Linked DNA regions of Homo sapiens: region 2 is linked to region 1. A link is an interaction called in ENCODE POLR2A ChIA-PET data of the cell type or tissue named here. Cell type or tissue: OCI-LY7. All regions are shown on one strand. Links, peaks and the distances in the headings refer to the core of each region. The heading gives the core; the rest is flanking DNA. Region 1 overlaps TBATA (thymus, brain and testes associated). Region 2 overlaps PALD1 (phosphatase domain containing paladin 1).

Region 1 (5,369 bases), core at 260-5,259:
CCTCAGCACTCACACATCCACCTGCAGCTCCCAGGTGGGGGCCCCACCTTCCCGGTCCTCTCCTGCCTGCTGTCTCTCCTCCCACTAGAGTACATTGGAGAAGCTCAAGTCCTCCAGATGCATTCAAGCCAGAACACAGAGAAGAAGACATCGAAGCCGAGGGCAGAGAGCTGAGGGGCCCTAACACTTGCACCTGCCTTGCTCAAGAGCAGCCCCAAGGGTTCAGGGGTGTTTCTGTCTCCACCACCTTCACAGCAGTACCTGATTCCCTACCGTGAAAACTCTTACTAAATAAAACCGTCTTCCCTGAGAGAGGACAGTTCTGCTTTCCTAGCAGTGGGAGGCCTGTGCTTGGTTGGGGTCACTGATGCCAAGAGAGAGATGGGCTGCACGGAACCATCCCTACTCCCCACTCCCATGGGAAAGCCCAAGTGCTACCTCCACGTGGGGCTTCCCTGGTCCTTTTATGTTCTAGAGAACTGAAGGGCAGATGGCAGTTGGGGCATCCTGAGAAAGGACTCTGCCCCTCCTGGAGCTGAGACACACAGGACTCTGGGTAGGGTAGAGCAGAGGTCGGGGAACGTGTAGGCCTCCTTAGAAGGATCACTGTTGCCAATTATTGAGTTTCTATTTTTGTGTGTGCTGGGCACAGAGGCAGCGACTTAGGTAAAAGCTGGTGATGAGCACAGTGTGAATTGTTCTATGTGCTTTATATGCAGTACATATCTACACACATGCAGGTGAAACAACTTGTCCAAAGTCCTACAGTTAACAAGTGGCAGAGCCTGGGTGTCTGGCTCCAGAATCCCTGCTCCTAAAACCTGCATTCTGGCCGGGCGCGGTGGCTCACGCCTGTAATCCCAGGACTTTGGGAGGCTGAGGTGGGCGGATCACCTGAGATCAGGAGTTCAACACAAGCCTGACCAACATGGCGAAACACCATCTCTACTAAAAATACAAAAATTAGCCAGGCATGGTAGTGGATGCTTGCAATCCCAGCTACTCAGGAGGCTGAGGCAGGAGAATCACTTCAACCTGAGGGGTAGAGGTTGCAGTGAGCCAAGATCATGCCAGTGCACTCTAGCTTGGGCAACAGAGCGAGACTCCGTCTCAGAATTCAAAACAAAACAAAACAAAACAAAACTGTATTATACTGCCTTACCCACCCTAGCCAAAAGCTGTGGTTACATTTCTGAAATCATAAGATCTAGAGAAGACTCTCTGGGAAGTCCAATGTCTTCCATGACATTTCTGCAAATTCCCTGGAAAATTGGGATGGGAGGAGGCATTGAGGATTTACAAGGTCATTGTCCCCTGTGGCTCTGAGCTGCTATTTTACTGGCTTAGTTAATGAAGTAAGTGGACTTAGTTCCATGGATTGCGGCTCCATTCTATGCTTGCAACACTACCCTACCTTACATTCATTCAGATAGATTCAGTCCCTCTGGATTTTCCCAAACACTCCATTCACACAAAACTTTTCTGTACAGCAGGCTTCAATCAAGATTAGTGATGGATAGGGATTTGCTGTTAAGTAAACAGCTTCACGTTCAACATTAAGCCACCTTGTTTTTAAAGGCCCTCGCCCCTCTTCCACTGGGGTTGTCTCCCCAGCAGCAGCGCATGTAAGAATGATGCGGCCATGTTCAGGAGAGTCTCTAGGCCCTGCTCCCCAAGGTGCTCCCTGTCCTCTTGGGTATCCGAGTGATTTCTCATGGGGGTCAGGATGCCATGGCCACTTCCTGGTCACTCCTAAATTTTCTCTGTCTCCAGGCCCTGGAAGTTCTCTTCTCCCTTTCCCCTGCTTCTCTCCCTGAAGCATGGAGACAGATTTTCCCTTTCATCTTTTCTCTGAAGGCTCTAGGTCCTTCCTGGGACTCAGTCTCCTTAGCCATGGAGGTAGCCCTTGTTCTTGGCTATCCAGGAATGTGAAACCTAGCACTGTCCAACCAAAGCCCCCCATCCCTTCACATAGTGAAGCAGCCTCATTGTCTAGGGTGATACCTAAGGTTTATTGTCTCACAGCCAAGGAAATCAAGGACACAGACACACAAAGAGTGAGGTTAAGAGTGGAAGTTTTAATAGGTGAAAGAAAGAGAAGAGCTCTCTGCTGCAGACAGTCGTCCCAGAGAAATGGGTTGCTGGTTCCATGGTGAAATGCAGGTGGTTTTATAGATGAGGTTGAGGAGGCGGTGTCTGACTTACATAGAGTGGGAAAGATTGGTTGGAGCAGGTGTGCCTTTGCATAGGGCACGAAAAACTGGTTAGGACTAGGTGTGCCATTTGCACAGGGTGAGAATTTCTGGCCACCCTCACCCTAATCTTTTATTATGCAGGCCTCTGCCTGGCCTGCGCCAGGTTGCCCATTCCTTTACTGTACACATGATAACAAAAAAAAGGGAAGATGGAGCCTCCATGTTGGACATGCCTGGCTCCCAGGTAGCCCTTTTCTATTGGCACAGCTGCCATCATTCCCCGTTACAAGCTTCCAGCTTGTTTATCTGTGCTTGCAGCTCGATTTTTCAGGCTACTCTTTGTTAGAAAAAAATAATTATTGGGCTGTTTTTTGTTAAAAGGGAAGCTCTGCTGGGGACTCTTTTACCCTCACTATCTGCCTAAATAATTTCTACCTCCTGTATCAACAGGACTGGTTAGGGGTAGGATAAGCATGTAACCCAAGCTGGGCCAATCACATTCTGTCCTTGGAAATGTTTTTTCGGGGGAAGGAAGGTTGGAGTATCAGAGAATTCCATCATTGTTCCATGGGGACAAAGCCCTGGATACAGTCACACCTGAGGCTCCTGATTCTTCCCCACCCTTCTCCATGTGTGAGGCAATAAAATTCCTTGCCCATCCAATAGTTGATTTTTATGTATATTTTTCTACATAAAATTTACCACCTTAACCATTTTAAAATACACAGTTCAGTGGCATTAAGTAGATTCACATCGCTGTGCCACCATCACTCCCATCTGTCCACAGAATTCTTTTCATCTTGCAAAGCTAACACTCTATGCCCATTAAACAATAACTCCCCATTCTCTCCTCTCCCAGTTCCTGGCAACACCATTTTATGCTCTGTCTCTATGGTATTGACTGCTCTAGGTACCTCACTTAAGTAGAATCATACAGTATTTGTCCTTCTGTGACTGGCTGATTTCACTTAGCATAATGTCCTCACTATTCAGCCATCCTGCAGTATATGTTAGAATTTCCCTCCTTTTTTTTTTTTTTTTTTTTTTTTTTTGACAGAGTTTCACTGTTGTTGCCCAGGCTGGAGTGCAATGCGTGATCTTGGCTCACTGCCACCTCTGTCTCCCAGGTTCAAGCAATTCTCCTGCCTGAGCCTCCCGAGTAGCTGGTATTACAGGCATGCGCCACCATGCCGGGCTAATTTTGTATTTTTAGTAGAGACAGGGTTTCACCATGTTAGTCAGGCTGATCTTGAACTCCTAACCTCAGGTGATCTGCCCACCTCAGCCTCCCAAAGTGCTGGGGTTACAGGCGTGAGCCACCATGCCCAGCCAATTTCCTTCCTTTTTTAGCCAAATGACAGTCTCTTGTATGAATATACCACCTAACGTTTATCCATTCATCCATCAATGGACACTTGGGTTGTTTCCACTTTTTGTCTATTGTGAATAATGCTGCTATGAGAATGAATGCACAAAAGCAGTTGATTTTTGTGTCACATGTGATGAAAAGGATCCACAATAATCTAAGGTCATATAGCTGGTAAGCAGAGGTTTCAGAATTGAAATCCAGATTCACCAAACTACAGGTCCTGGCTCTGAGTGACTGACAAGAGCCCTTGGTTTCTAAACTTGAGCCATTCCCACACCCCATCATGAATTTTGGTATACCTGGTTTTTTCTTTCTCTCTCTTTCTTTCTTTCTTTCTTTCTTTCTTTCTTTCTTTCTTTCTTTCTTTCTTTCTCTCTTTCTTTCTTTCTCTCTTTCTTTCTTTTTTGAGACATGTTCCACTCTGTGGCCCAGGTTGGAGTGCAGCTCACTGCAGTCTCAAACTCCTGGACTCAAGCAATTCTCCCACCTCAGCCTCCTCAGTAGCTGGGACTACAGGCACATGCCACCATGCCTGGCTAATTTTTGCATTTTTGTGTAGAGACAGGGTCTCCCTGTGTTGCCCAGGCTGGTCTTGAACTTCTGGGCTCAAGTGATCTGCCCACCTCCACCTCCCAAAGCGCTAGGATTACAGGTGTGAGCCACTACACCCAGCCTTGTTAGAAGTATCTACCACCTATACGCTTCCTTAATGTTTATTTAAATTTACCTTTCTCTTTTTGCTTAAATAAATGTATGTATTAATCCATTCTCACACTGCTATAAAGAACTACCCGAGACTGGGTAATTTATAAAGAAAAGAGGTTTCATTGACTCATGGTTCCAGAGGCTATACAGAAGGCATGGCTTAGGAAACTTACAATCATGGCAGAAGGGTGAAGGGGAAGCAAGCATGTCTTCACAGCATGGCAGGAAAGAGAGTGAAAGGGGAGATGCTACACAGTTTCAAACAACTGGATCATGAGAACTCACTATCATGAGAATAGCAAGGGGGAAATCTGCCTTCATGATCCAATCACTTCCCACCAGGTCCCTCCTCCAACATTGAGGAATACAATTCAACATGAGATTTGGGTGGGGACACAAATCCAAACCATATCATTCCACCCCTGGCCCCTCCCAAATCTCATGTCCTTTTCACATTTCAAAACACAGTCATGTCTTCCCAACAGTCCCTCAAAGCCTTAACTTATTCCAGCATTAACTCAAAAGTCCAAAGTCTCACCTGAGACTAAGCAAGTCCCTTCCACCTATGAGCCTGTAAAATCAAAAGCAAGTTAGTTACTTCCAAGATACAATGGAAGTACAGGCAGTGGGTAAATGCTTCCATTCCAAATGGGAGAAATTGGTCAAAACAAAGAGGCTACAGGCCCCCATGCAAGTCTGAAGCCCAGAAGGGCAGTCATTAAATCTTAGAGCTCCAAAATAATCTCCTTTGACTCCATGTCTCACATTTAGGCTACACTGAGACAAGAAGTGGGCTTCTAAGGCATTGGGCAGGTCCACCACTGTGGCTCTGCCAGTTACAGCACACTTGGCTGCTTTCACAGGCCGGCATTGAGTGCCTGCAGCTTTTCCAGGAGCGTGGTGCAAGCTGTTAGTGGATCTACCATTCTGGGGTCTGGAGGACGGCGCACTCTTCTCACAGCTCCACTAGGCAGTGCCCCAGTAAGGACTCTGTGTGGGGACTCCAACCCCACATTTCCCTTCTGCACTGCCCTAGTAGAGGTTATCCATGAGGGCTCTGCCCCTGCAGCAGACTTCTGCCTGGACATCCAGGCATTTCC
Region 2 (5,369 bases), core at 77-5,076, 260 kb after region 1:
TCCTCTTGCAGGAGAATGTCAAGTTTCCCTACTGGTGAAAGCCAGGCTACACTGTGGGCTGGCAGCTCCACGTTTGGGCGGAGTGACTCCAGGATCCTGGGAGCCCAGGATCCAAGTGTGTGGTTCACAGAACGTAATCCCTGCCCACCAGGGCCTGCAGGATAGCTAAGGATACACACACGAGATGCACACCGTTAGAGCACCATCCACTAACTGCGAGACAGCATGGTGAAGCAGCTTTCCCTGAGTCAGCTGCAGAGATTTCGAAAGTCCCAAGCCGCTAAATGTTTGTTCCACCTTATAGATAGAGACCTGGCCTCTACTGCTCCAAAATGGCAGAGAAAGACCACAAGCCTCTCTGCATCTGGAGGGCAGTCTCTCCTTTTCCCTCTAGGGAGCCTTCTGAGACAAGGAAGTCCCTGGGAAGCGAGAAGGTGTTACCTGGATGGGAGGGACCCTGCCCTGTTGGTTCTTTCAGGAAGGAGCAGAGGGAGGGGAGTGTAACAATTAGGAAGGAGCTGGTCAACTCACGGAAAGGCAATGCCTTCTTCTGAAAAAGGCTGGCTCCTGTCTATCTCTAGGTTCCATGCAGCCAGGTGTTGGGGGCAAATGCCTTAGGGAGGGGGGCCCAGGGAGAATAGGGTTAAGAGTATCTGGAATGCTCATGTGCTCACTTCCAGGAAGTCAGGCATTTGGACATTTCAAGGTCAGCAGAAACTCAGAGTGGCCTAAGACCTCACCCAGTGCTCTGCCCTGCTGACACTCTCCTGGCTGCCACCAGGGACTAGACCCAGAGTGACAGTGGGAAAGCACACTTCAGCCCCACTTCCAACCTCCAGCAATCTCCCAGGTACCTAAAGCATCATTTCAAGGAGCTGGGGAGAACCATGACCTGGATTCTGGGCATCTGTCTCCATCCCACCCACCACTGTGGCCTCCAGTCTAAACTCCTTTGCCCAGCACTCAAGTACCCCCTTAGGCACCCTCATCTCAACACCATGAATTTGCCCCACACATCCCCAATATTTTAGGCAAATCCAGATCCCAGCTGCCCCGTAGTGTTGAACAGGAAAAAAAAGCCCCACTAGAAGTTTTCCTCCAGCCCTGACTTTCCAAGAGTTCGGCACAGCCCACGCTTATTTCCATCTGGACGAGATAGATGGGTGGTTTTCAGACATTTCAGCGGCTGAATTCTTTGTGCAAAATCAATGTTTCCTGAAAGCCCTGTGTGTCCAACAGCCAGGAGCAGAGCTGGTGTACTGGCTGCACGCTCAGAAGAAGCTGCAGCGCTTCCTGCCCCCAGACCCAACCTGTGCCCTCCTAGAGAGAAGTTCCAGAGCTGCCCCACAGAGCTGCTCAAGGCCCTCAAGGTCCTCCCAGGACCTAAGGCCCTTCCCTGCCCTCACCCTTGTGGGTCCCACAACCAGGCACGCCAGGCCACCCTCACCCCCTTCAGTACATCCATCAACATCCAGTGGAAATGAATGGGCCTCCTGCTCCAAGCCAAGCAGCACTCAGCCTGTGCTCCACCCAGCCTGGCCCTGACCCCGGTGGCCTGGTGTTTCCTAAGTACATGCCTCACCTCCCCACTCTGGGTCTGATGTTCCTTCTGTGGGGCAGCCCTACTAACAGGATTCAGCCCACAATAGTTGTAGATTCCAAATGCCACTTTACCAAGTGCATTTCACATTGGAACTTCAGGACAACCTTATGAGGAAGGGAGAAGCACAGGGCAACTGTCCCATCAAGCAGGTGAAAAAACAGGCCAGAGAGTTCTCTACAGTACAAGACAGAGCCCAGCCTCCGTTTCCGCAGCTGGCTCTTCCTGCACTTCACCTGCCACTCCCTCATTCCTCCACTGAAGCCACCCCAGCTTTCCCAACGGACACTAGGAAGCTTAGAGCAGGGACCGGCAGGGGGCAAAGAACACGTGGGACCCAGGGGGAGAGTACCCCTTCCGGAGCCATGGCCTCTCACACGCCCCTGGCAGCCAGATGCCCAGGGTGAGTAACAATGGAGCTAAAAATAGGGCCCGACTCTGGGGGACGGCAGAGGGCCGAGTGGCCAGCTGGAGGAAACATCTGCCTCAGCTCAAGAACAAATACAGAGGAAGCTGCCGTGCTGCAGGGTTCCCCTACTGTGGGTGCAGAGCACATGAAACGTCCAGGTCTGTACCCAGGGCAGGGGCTCAGACCAGCCCTTCACCTGCCCTGGGCCTGGTCCCGCAACTCCCACAGGCCTGCACACACACACACAGGTTCCGCAGCTCCCACAGGCCTGCACACACACACACACACACACACACACACACACACGCCATACAGAGTCGAAACCCACCCTGGGCACCCACGTGTATCTTAGAGTTGAGAGCCAGAAGTACCTTTGAGACCCAAGTCTGACCCTTTCATTTTACAAAGGAGGAAACTGGGGTCCACGGGTGGCCGGAGACCTGCCCACAGTCACAAGAACAGTGGGTGGTGGCGTTGGGACAGGGTTCTCCTGCTCCTCACTCTCTATGGCACCTCGTGCTCATGCGCATCACTGGGCACGTCCAGCTGGGGCCAGTGACCCTGCTTCTGAGGAGGCAGATTCTACCTTAAGCATATCAGCTGGACTCAGGGCGCAGCATGTGGCAGTCCAGGAGCACGCTGGGCTGGCCCAGCCCTTCTCCAACCTGCTGCTCCCCAACTCCCATGCCCTAAACTCCAGCCAGTGCACCTCCTCACAGTCCCTAGAATGGGCACCATCAACAGGCCTTGGCAAATAATCAACATCAATAACAAAAATAATAAGAAAGCCGAGGAGCATCTTACTGGACCAGGGGGTGGGAGCAGGGTGTTTTGCAGTCTGTTGATGGCAGAAATGTTGCCTTTGAAGATCCTTGACATATTCCATAAACAACAAGGCTGGGCCGTCTCTCAAATGGTCTGGCCCAGCCAGTTTTCCTCCAGCGACAGAAAAGATGCTGCTGTTTCTTCCGTGGAGCAGCGAAGTTTGAGGGCCACACACCAGCCCCCCAATCACTCATTCCACATCTTCCTGACTGGCTCAATCTTCTTGTCCAGCCCACTCCCTGCATCAGGAGGCTTCCTTATCCTCCCCTCCGTGCCTTCCCACCACAGGGGTCTCCCTGGGGACCCACCAGGCAGGACCTGGTGCTGGCCTTCACTGGCATCCTCAGGGCCTGGCCTGTGCTTGGCACAAAGGAGCCACTTGGATAAACAAAACAGGGAAAATTTTTTTAAAACAATAAAAAGCTAGCCTGGGCAAGATGGTGAGACCTCATCTCTACGAACACATACATACACCACACACACACACACACACACACACACACACACACACACACGCACACACAAAACATACAAATGTAACAATTAGCCAGTGTGGTGGTATGCACCTATGGTCCCAGAACTTTGGGAAGCCAAGGCTGGCGGATAGCTTGAGGCCACAAGTTCGAGACCAGCCTGGGCAACGTGGCGAAACCCCATCTCTACTAAAAGTACAAAAATTAGCCAGGCAAGGTGGTGCACACCTTCGGTCCCAGCTACTTGGGAGGCTAAGGTGGGAGGATCACTTGAGCCCAGGTCAAGGCTGCAGTGAGCTGTGATCGCACCACTGCACTCCAGCCTGGGTGACAGAGCAAGACCCTGTCTCTAAAATTTTTTGTTTGTTTGTTTGTTTTTTGAGACAGAGTTTCGCTCTTGTAGCCCAGGCTGGAGTGCAATGGCACTACCTCGGCTCACTGCAACCTCCTCCTCCTGTATTCAAGCGATTCTCCTGCCTCAACCTCCCAAGTAGCTGGGATTATAGGCACCCGCCACCATGCCCGGCTAATTTTTTTTTTTTTTTGTATTTTTAGTAGAGACGGGGTTTCACCATGTTGGCCAGGCTGGTCTTGAACTCCCGATCTCAGGTGATCCATCTACCTCGACCTCCCAAAGTGCTAGGATTACAGGCACGAGCCACCGTGCCTGTCCTAAAAAAATTTTTTTTAATAGAAAGATAATTTTTTTAATAGAAAGATAATTTTTTTAAAGGATCAACTTTGCAGGTGTCTGTGTTGTGAGAATAAACCAGACAGCACAGATGGGGTTTTAGTCCAGGTCCCACAGTACAACATACAGTCCATAAGTGGCCACCATGTGTTGACTGCCTGAAAGAAAATGCTGGGTGGAAGGCGCTGACCTTTGACCACCCCCACCCCCAGGTGAGAAGGCTAAGGAGGAGGACACATGGAGGCCAGAGGCCAGGGAAGCCCTTTCAGGTCAGAAGGAAGACAGAGGGCTCCTCTCTGAGAGGCAGATTCCACCCATGAGGGAGAGTTGCCTGATTGAGACCCCTGGGTCTCTCGATGAGTCGTGCCCTCCCTGCTGCTCAGAGGGGCAAGTAAAATGGGGCACCTATCAAGTCCCCTGGGCCCTTCACTCACTCCTGAGGACCAAACATGTTAGCACCTTGAGCAGGATTTGAAATCACAAACACTGAATTCTTAACCCAATGGCTTCCACCTCCACTCCCCCAGGCAGTGTCACTCAGGTTAGTTGGGGGAAAGGATAATAATGGCAGCAGGTAACATGTACTGGACTCCAAGAGCGTGCCAGGCACTGTGCTCAGCCGTGCATCTGTCATCTAATCCTACAGTTCTGAAAGCAGGCTCCACAGACCCCAGGGCCCAGCGCCTTCCTTCCAGGGGTCCAGAGGTCAACAGGATTCTCACCGCAGCACTAAGACGTCACTGCCTTTCACTGGAATGACATTTGGTGGCTCAAAAGCCATGAAGGGGGTGAAACTGCTAGAGTCTCAGTAGAACAAGGCAGCAGCCCCAAAATGGGCCGGTCTCACTGTGTTCCCAGAGATATGCACTCGCGGTGACAAAATTCACCAATGTCACGTAAGGGTCCATGATGAGGCAGTAAAAATGATTAGTTTCACTGAATCTTAGCCTTTGGGTACATGTCCATTTGACATTCTGTGTGATAAAACGGGAAGTGCATGTAAGGCCCAAGAATGACACAGAGCTCGTCAGAGTTGGAGCTGACCCAGCCTCTAGTCCAAAGAATACTATTTTTTTTTTTTGAGATGGGGTCTTGCTTTGTCACCCAGGCTGGAGTGCAGTGGCACGATCACGGTTCACCACATCCTCAACCCGGGCTCAAGCTATCCTCCCACCACCTCAGCCTCCCAAATAGCTGGGACTACAGGTATGCGCCACCATGCCCGGCTAACTTTTGTATTTTGGGTAGATATGGGGTTTGGCCATGTTGTCCAGGATGGTCTCCAACTCCTGGGCTCAAGTGACCCGCCCACCTCAGCCTCCCAAAATGCTGGGACTACAGACGTGAGCCACTGCACCTGGCCGGGAACAA

Evidence for each region. Peaks named below come from ENCODE experiments on the same cell type or tissue, not always from the same donor. Only the 100,000 strongest peaks of a DNase experiment are listed, where the experiment ranks them.
Region 2: POLR2A ChIA-PET joins it to region 1 with 5 read pairs; 2 of 35 experiments call an interaction of 5 or more read pairs at or near these places.

Annotation. Positions count from the first base shown.
Region 1 is chr10:70,766,181-70,771,549 of GRCh38, reverse strand. TBATA (thymus, brain and testes associated) reads left to right here. Exons shown (of 11, transcript NM_001318241.2): 11 at 89-312. The coding sequence ends at 174. Among named protein-coding and RNA genes, the nearest start is that of TBATA, 17 kb to the left of the region's middle. In OCI-LY7, for the core only: no CTCF peak of the experiment used is centred there; no DNase peak of the experiment used is centred there.
Region 2 is chr10:70,505,731-70,511,099 of GRCh38, reverse strand. All of the region lies in intron 1 of PALD1 (phosphatase domain containing paladin 1), which reads right to left. Among named protein-coding and RNA genes, the nearest start is that of PALD1, 30 kb to the right of the region's middle. In OCI-LY7, for the core only: no CTCF peak of the experiment used is centred there; a DNase peak (open chromatin) is centred at 2,069; H3K4me3 peaks cover 913 bases; H3K27ac peaks cover 2,210 bases.